Regions from separate parts of the Mus musculus genome. Here regions 1 and 2 are each linked to region 3. The links are chromatin contacts, found by POLR2A ChIA-PET in ENCODE. All regions are on one chromosome and are shown on one strand. Each heading gives the region's core, a stretch centred on a gene start or an enhancer-like site at or near the end of the contact. The rest is flanking DNA. Distances are from core to core; before and after follow the strand shown. Region 1 holds the start of Mlf2 (myeloid leukemia factor 2). Region 2 holds the start of Ltbr (lymphotoxin B receptor). Region 3 holds the start of Gapdh (glyceraldehyde-3-phosphate dehydrogenase).

Region 1 (2,700 bases), core at 23-2,522, 230 kb before region 3:
TTTGGCTTCACTTTGCCAATCTGTCAGCTTACGTTAACTATATCACTGTTTCTTCTCTTAGCACTATTTTTTTCCCACTAGCAATGATCAAATCGAAAGAAGCTGAGAGTCTCTGCTCCCAATCTTTTCCTGAGTAACCACTGACCCTTTTCCCTCAGGGAGTTGGTTAGAATAAACCTTTCTCTTCAGATCAGGTTCCACACGGTACCAATGTGGCTGACAGCCAGAGTAAAGAACTTGGGACAGTTTTGAGTTTGGATCTCTGTGGGTCAAAGTCTACCCAATACAGTTCAAATCCTCTGACCCAAAGGGGAGGGCTCTTCTCTCCAGCTCAGCCAGATTTTGTGCAAGACAATTAGTATGTCAAAATACCAGTCTCTGGCTTTGGAGTCAGCCCTCTTGGGCTTACTTTTTAGCTCCACCCCTGGGTGATTCTGCTTAATTTAGCTCTCCACCCCTTTATTCTTCTAAACTTTAGTCCCTTGACCTATCTACCTGCTCAGAACAAAGAAAGTTTTAAAGACCTACGACCTAAAGGAACTGGACTATAGCTTAGTGGTAGGGCATGTGCTTGGTATGCCCAAGGTCCTGAGTTGGGTCCTGAGCACTAAAACCAAAACCAAAAAACGACAACAAAAAGCAAACAGACTTCAGAACTAACGCCTTTGCCCAGGCCAACCCTTCACAGACAGGTCCTGGAGTGGTCCAGAAGCCTAAGCCAACACCGAGTCCTAAGGAGCTAAGGATCCAGCCCGGCCCAGGATCGCCCTCTGGCGGCCAAACTCCCAACCTGGATTCCCTTCCCTGGTTGGCCTTTTCCAAGGCTTAACTAGACCTGAGCTAAATTGTCACCTCCTTCTCTGCGTCACTCGGAGGACACCGCCCGCCCGAGCGTCTCTCCAGAGGGACAGGCCCACGCGCTCCCCTGGTTAAGCGCCCCTCCTGCAGTGTGTTTAAAGGTCCCCGCAGGGATCCGCCCCACCGATCGCCCCCAGACAGCCCGCCTCTCCCCCCCCCCCCCCGCAAAAAAGGTGCGGCACACCCTGCCCCCACGTTGCGCTCAGCCGGTCCCTCCCGATTCCGCTCCGCCCCCCCCCACCTTTGCAGGAGCCTCTTCCTGTCCCCAGATCCCCGAGCCAGCTTAATGACACCTCCCACCCGCCCCAGAGGACCCGCCCTCCGGGGCTCCACGGCGCGCGCGCCGCCCTCCCTCCCAAGCAGGTGGGCGGAGCTCCCGCAGCCCGCCCCCGGGGCCGTCCGTCGTGACGTCACTTCCGTTCGGGCCTGACCGAAGATCGGCTTCTCGGGCCGAGGGCGGGGGTACGGAGGTGGCAGGCGAAGGCAGGAGGCGGTGCGGGAGGCGAGAAGCTGCCGCGCGGACCAATCCTTGCGTCCCGGGCCGCGACCCTGCTCCTGCAGCGCCCCGAGGAGAGGCCGGCCGGATGGGCCGCTGAGCCGGAGTCGGGGACCGGTGAGGCCAGGGCGCCGCGGCCCGCACGGCTGCAGGGATGCGATCCCGGGAGTGGACCTTCCTCTCCGGCTCGCCCGGCGGGAGGCACGGGCTGGGGCAGTGGCGGCCCGGATCGGTGGGCAGTGAGGCCTGCCCGGGGAGGCCTGGTAGCGCCCAGTGCCAGCAGAAGGCGGAGTAGTTGGGGGTCATTAATGGGGTGGCGGGCCGCCGTTCGAGATTCTCATCGAGTCTGGCGTCGGAGGAGGAGCTGACCGTGGCTCGGGGAAGAGAGGATGGCGGGCGGGGGTGGAGGGGCACCACTAAGAGGCTTGGGAAAAATTCCATGACCGGCTTGGAGAGCTGCTGGCTCTCAGGTCTCATAGGTTATATGGCTCACCTGGCGAAGGATCTTCCCTGGAGTTTGGAGGGGTCAGTGATAGTGTATGCAAGAGGCAGCCTTAAGAGTAGCAACACTGAGCTGGTGTGCATAAGCCTGGCCGCCTGCAGGAAACACAGCCTCCGTATCTTCACAGTGTGGAGCCCCCTGGAGCTGAGATCACGATGTTCCGCTTCATGAGGGACGTGGAGCCTGAGGATCCCATGTTCCTGATGTGAGAATTCCCTCCCCCTCGCGCCCTCAGCCCATTCGGATTCAGGTCTGAGCAGTTCAGGCAGACCTTTGAGTTGGTTCCCTTGGCTGGAACCAGTTAGAATTAGCTGGATACTCAGCTGCCGCTCTCAGAGGGAAGCCGGCATCCGTGCCACTGTGTACCCTGACTTCATTTCGGGGAGGTGAAGAAGGCTGGGGGTTAATCTGCCTTCTATAGTGTATGCTCACTCCGCAGGGACCCCTTCGCAATTCACCGTCAGCACATGAGCCGCATGTTGTCAGGCGGCTTTGGATATAGCCCCTTCCTGAGCATCACAGATGGTAACATGCCAGCAACCAGGCCTGCCAGCCGCAGGATGCAGGTAACAGTTGGAACATATCGAGACCTGGGGTGATTAGTTAAGTATGCTGCAGTTCTTGCCCTACAACCAGCTTTAAAGGGACATGACCTGCGTGGGAGGCAGACGAGTGGGGTCAGGAGTCTGGGAAAGGGGCTGTGTGACTCCTGTGGAAAGAAGGAAGGGGGGAACGGAGGCACTGACCTCCTTTGGTACATACAGTTGGTAGGGTGTAGTTCTAACTTCAGTTTCTCGTCTTGTAGGCTGGGGCTGTCTCTCCCTTCGGGATGTTGGGAATGGTG
Region 2 (2,700 bases), core at 166-2,665, 150 kb after region 3:
CTACCTTTCCCAAGCTTGGCTTTGCAGCCTGCCGTTTTGCCCAAGCTTCCCCAGGGCTGACAGGAGGGAGCTACCTTCTAAGCTCCTCATACCAGTTCATGTCTTGGCAGACCCCCTCCTGTGAGCCTTTTTCAAGGACTGATAGATTCTTTATGGTTCTCCCAGTGGGCAGAGGTACCACACTCACAGTACCAGTGGGGAGAAGCACCATGCGCACAGTATCACGTTCCTTGCCCTTGATGCCCAGCCTCCCTTTACTGGCTGCCCTCAGTGACCTCTGACCTGTGACCTCGGCTTCTGTGCCAGGCTGGCAGAGTACAAGCCGCTCCTCCTCACAGTGCACACACTCATTGTCCAGATACACACAGGACATCCCCGGCTGACAGCGGCACTCGGCTTTCCGATCGCTGGTGCAAGGGGCAACCTCCTCAAAGCCCAGCACTGTCAGGGAGAGGGAAGAGTCAGAGAGGAGCTGGCCCTCCCAGTCGTACCCATCATGCAGATCCAGATGAGTCCCCACTTACCAATGTCACAGGGGCGGCACAGCTGGCAGGTGGAGAGATGGTTCCAGTGTTCATTATAGGAATTATGGGGGCAAGTCTTGCAAACCGTGTCTTGGCTGCGGCTGCATACCGCAAAGACAAACTCGCCTATGAGGCGAATGGGGAAAGAGGGTTATCAGGAGACAAGAAGTCCATCTCTGCGTCCGCTGCCTCTGCTTGCTGCATGCCTCGGAGCCTCTCCTTGGTCTCTTTGTCCCCATCCTGTCTTCATGGCTACATGCCGCTACCTCTTCAAATCTCAGTGTCCGTGGGACAATGCTAATGCTTCGTAGACTCTCCTTCCTGGCTAGTTTTAGCAGTGCTGGCTCATTCTGGCTCACCTCTACCACCCAAGCCACTTGGAGCCACTGTTCTCACCTGGGGGACAGCGGGAGCAGCAGACGTCGTGCATGGGCTCGTAGTATTCCTTGTCCTGGTCCCAGCAAGTCTGGTTTTCTATGCGATAAGGGGGCACCTTCCAGAGGAGGCGGAGAAAGAGAAGAATGAGGCAGGGTCAGCTCTGGAGGGCAGAAGGGCTAGAGAGAAACCTGGTCCATCCCACCTAGCCCCTCCCTCACCAGCTGGGGCTGAGAGGCCACCAGAAGCCCGCTGAGTCCCAGCAGGAGTGGCCCCCAGGCCAGGCCGCAGGGAGAGGAGGCCCGGGGCAGGCGCATGGCGGCCTTTCGGCTCGGCTGACCAGACCGGGTGGAGTCCTAGGAGGAAGGTGGGAAGCCCGGACGTCCTGAGCAGCGTTGGCCACGACTTCCCAAGCCTGGCGGCTGGGCCGACGTGCCCCCGGGGGCCGGGAGCGGCCGGGCCTGGCCTCCAGGGCTCCAGCGCCGGGCTCAGGAAGTGGGAGTGGAGCGAGCCGGCCGGGGGCGGGGGCAGGGAGCCCTGGGAGCAGAGGCCGGCCTGTCGCAATCGCGACGGGGGGGGGGAAGAGGAACAGGCTTGGCCGCCTCGACGCAGGGCGGGAGGGGGTGGCCGGGAAAGCACGTGAGAGCTGCAGGCCCGGAACCCGGCCTCCACCTTTCTTCGGAAGCCTGGCTCTCAGAGGGGATTGCGGATTAGGATCGCTTGCTGGCCGAAAGGGGGGCAGCAGAGACAGTGGCTAGCCATCAGTCAGGCCCACCTCCGAGAGCCCGAGGCAGAGCTGACTTGGTTGACCTGCCGTGGACGTTGAGGCAGAGAGCTGTGGACAGCTGGGTGTCAGATTTGCAAAGAGGAGGCGCCAGGGATTGACAGTGCACCCAGCCAGGATACCCAGAGGTGGTTAGCAGATGCAGCCAGCGTCTGGCCAGGCATCCCACTTGGCAGAGACTGAGGGCCTGCTCCACTCTGTGACTTTTTAAAAAGAAGCTTCCACAGTAACAAGCCCACCCACGCCACACACCAGGGCGCACACCACAAGACACTGGAGAGAGTTCAGCTGGCCCTGAATCTGTCCTCTCCTCTGGGACCTCTCTCACGGAAGGGTGGGCGTGTGTAAACCCAGGTCCTGGTGAGTGGGGGCTTCTGGGCTGGGGCTGGGTAGCCTAGTTCCAGCGTGTGTGCACATAAGCCTATAACTCTCTTAAACCGAGGGACCTGAGAGCCCAGCCAGTGTAGGTACCTTACTTTCTAGAGAAGACCTGCCCAGGGTGCCAGGCAGCGGTGCACAGGGTTCCAAGATCGTTAAGCCTGGTGGGCCTTTTCTTCCTGCCATTAATAGCCCAGAGCTGCTGGAAGTATGTGACACCCCTTTTTCCCACGTCTACTGATTCCCAACCCCCCCCCCCAGCCCCCTTCACACACACACCCCTCTAAATTTCTATTAAGAAAACAGCCATGGAGCCCCCAAGGAACCCTAATGTCTGCCCTGTGCTCCTTACTAGGCTATTGGCTGGCCCGTGGCCTGGTTTGGCTATTTAGTCTAGGCTCACGGAGTCTAGCATGATCTGGCTTATGCCACTGGCCAGGTACATATTCGTTGTGTAAATGAAGGCTGTCCACACCGCTTAGCCACTCTGGAAGAACTTAACTGCAGTCCAGATCTGATTTTCAGATCCCAGCCCATGGCAACATCTGTCCTGCCTCCCTTGTGACTCGGGGGTGGGGGGTGGGGTTGGACTCTCATTTGGAATGAGGGAAAGCCTTCTCTTGCAATAGCTCACCTGAG
Region 3 (2,700 bases), core at 201-2,700:
GAAGGGCAGGATTCTGAGGCGCAGGGACACCCAATCCTCTTAATGACCTTTACATCCTGGCCTATAGGGCCTGGGTCAGTGCGAGGCTGTGATGGGAAGTGCAGGGGATGGAAGGGGCTGCTACTACAGGAGCCATTTTGTGGTGGAAAATTTCTTTTCAGAACCACCATGACTCAGCTCCCCATCCCACGGCTCTGCACTACGCCATAACTACCTCTGGGGTTGGGAGGTCAAGCGGACCTCTGTAAGTCCGCTTTGATTTTCAGAGAATAATCTAGAATACGCATTATGCCCGAGGACAATAAGGCTCAAGGGCTTTTAAGGCTAATAAGGTGAGACAGATTGTGAGGTAGAACTCTCTCGAGAGCACGGAAGCCTTGCATCACCTGGCCTACAGGATAAAGGACACTCCACCCAGCCGAGAGGAATGAGGTTAGTCACAAGCTAGGAAGAAGGAAGGCCTAAGCAAGATTTCATAACGGCGGTTCATTCATTTCCTTCCCGTTTGCAACATGGCGGCGGCCAGTTACCCTAAAGGAAGCCCAAGCCTGGGAGATGATGCGCAAAGGTATGCACCTCACAACGCCATGCCACCGACCCCGAGGAAGGGGGAGATGGGGGAGGGGCTTCCCTCCTGGCACGTGACTCCTCAGGGCGCGAAAGTAAAGAAAGAAGCCCCGGACTGGGGATTACGGGATGGGTCTGAACGGGCGCGTGGGGTTGTTCCTAATACTTAAGACTCCGGGCCGCTCATCCCCGCAAAGGCGGAGTTACCAGAGGTGCAGCAGCTGGGGGCCGCAAGTGCGAGCCATCGCCAGGTCCGAGCGCTGACCTTGAGGTCTCCTTGGGCGCTTCGGCCACCTCATCCACCTCCCCACAGTACTGCAGAGCCCCCGGGTCAGCAAGACCTGCGTAGGCAACGGAGCAGGGCCCCGCCCTGGAACTCACCCGTTCACACCGACCTTCACCATTTTGTCTACGGGACGAGGCTGCAGGAGAAGAAAATGAGATTAGCGTGGCCCGAAGGACACCAGGCAGTCCCCTCCCCCACCCCGCCTCCATTCCCGCCGTGCGCCCCATCACGTCCTCCATCATCCCCCCCCTGCAATGCGGAGCCTGGGTCCGGCTTGCACACTTCGCACCAGCATCCCTAGACCCGTACAGTGCCCACTCCCCTTCCCAGTTTCCGACTGTCCCCGGCCTCCTGCGGCCCACTCCGCGATTTTCACCTGGCACTGCACAAGAAGATGCGGCCGTCTCTGGAACAGGGAGGAGCAGAGAGCACCAGGGAGGGCTGCAGTCCGTATTTATAGGAACCCGGATGGTGGGGGGGAGCTGATGACGCGCGCCCCGCCTCCCGCCCTGCTTATCCAGTCCTAGCTCAAGGGCGCAGAGGCCTGAGCTACGTGCACCCGTAAAGCCGCGAGTAGCTGGGCCTCTCTCATTTCCCCTCCTCCCTCTCTTTGGACCCGCCTCATTTTTGAAATGTGCACGCACCAAGCGTGTGGGCTCCGAACTGATAGGGGGAGGGGAGCTGAGATTGCCCCGCTCAGGAGGTGACCGGGTGATGGTTCCCAGGATAGGACTCAGGGAATACAGACTATGAACTTAAGGACGAGGAGTCCTTGGAGTGTGCACCAAGGACATCCAGGACCCAGAGACCTGAATGCTGCTTCCCGAGTAAAATGGGAGAACAGGGGAAATGGAGAAGTGTGGGTCTCCCTGCCACTGCATCATCGAACCTCTCCCCATTATTGAAAAGGCTGCGGAAAAGTTGAGGATCTTCTCCTCGTTGTTCTTCGGTAGTGACACAGCAACCCCCCCCCCCGAAAAAAAAAAGAGTGGAAGAAAATGCCAGGGTGGGGGCACTTTTCCTCCCGCGGGAGCCCTCAGGAGCCCCATTTCCCTATCTGCCCCCCCCCCCCTCCTGGCTTCTGTCTTTGGCCAGAGGCCTGGCTTGTGTACCGCGCTGTGAGGGCAAGGGGGTGGCCAGGAAGACGCTTGAAAAGGAGATTGCTACGCCATAGGTCAGGATGCCCTGCAGCCTGGAAACCTGATAATTGAGACTTACAAACACTCTCCTGAGTTTACCTGATGAACCTAAGCTGGGACCCCGGGGTAAGGGCAGCATCCCTCTTAAGGGTTGAATTGGAGGAGGCTCAGAGGCCTCCTATAGTATCCCTCCTCGGAACCTGAGAGCTGCCCCGCCCAGGCTAGGAGACACTGCCCCTTTCACCCACTGTAGCCCCAGGGTGGAGAGTTGGGACGTGAGGGCGGAAGTCCCTCCCCATCCAGGGACGTGCTGACTGGCCCTGGAGCCAGGGACTCTCCTTTTTTGGCTGCCCTCGTGGACACAGGGTGAGATCAGTGAGGGGAGAACACAGGAGAGGAAATATTATACCCCTGAGCCAGGACAGGGAAGCCCCTAGCCTCTTGCCACAAGTGGAAGGGAGAAAAGGCATTCTTTGGTTTTATTTTGTCTTTTCGAGACCGGGATTCTTCACTCCGAAGGGTAGGGAGGCTGGGAAGGGTGGAAGGGCTTGGGAGCACTGTAGCAGGTGCAGGGCAGGGGGACTCTGGCGCCTCTTTGCTAGGCCAGTGCAACATGAAACCAGCCCCCTGCTCATCTAGCTCAAGAGCCTATTGCTAAGTTTAGCTGGCCTGGTGATAACCTTTGCTTAAAAGGCAGGGAGCACGCTG

Evidence for each region. ChIA-PET counts read pairs that join two places held with the same protein, here RNA polymerase II (POLR2A).
Region 1: POLR2A ChIA-PET joins it to region 3 with 42 read pairs in embryonic stem cell. The contact joins the promoter of Mlf2 here to the promoter of Gapdh in region 3. POLR2A ChIA-PET finds 5 or more read pairs at or near these places in 3 of 5 experiments (Patski and embryonic stem cell).
Region 2: POLR2A ChIA-PET joins it to region 3 with 13 read pairs in Patski. The contact joins the promoter of Ltbr here to the promoter of Gapdh in region 3. POLR2A ChIA-PET finds 5 or more read pairs at or near these places in 3 of 5 experiments (Patski and embryonic stem cell).

Annotation. Positions count from the first base shown.
Region 1 is chr6:124,930,116-124,932,815 of GRCm38, forward strand. It overlaps Mlf2 (myeloid leukemia factor 2), which reads left to right and starts at 1,273. Exons shown (of 9, transcript NM_001170341.1): 1 at 1,273-1,471; 2 at 1,984-2,061; 3 at 2,296-2,422; 4 at 2,662-2,697. The coding sequence starts at 2,012.
Region 2 is chr6:125,312,470-125,315,169 of GRCm38, forward strand. It overlaps Ltbr (lymphotoxin B receptor), which reads right to left and starts at 1,416. Exons shown (of 10, transcript NM_010736.4): 1 at 1,121-1,416; 2 at 921-1,017; 3 at 525-650; 4 at 283-441. The coding sequence starts at 1,216. It also overlaps a transcript of Scnn1a not described here.
Region 3 is chr6:125,164,323-125,167,022 of GRCm38, forward strand. Gapdh (glyceraldehyde-3-phosphate dehydrogenase) reads right to left here and starts at 1,451. Exons shown (of 7, transcript NM_008084.3): 1 at 1,230-1,451; 2 at 949-989. The coding sequence starts at 971.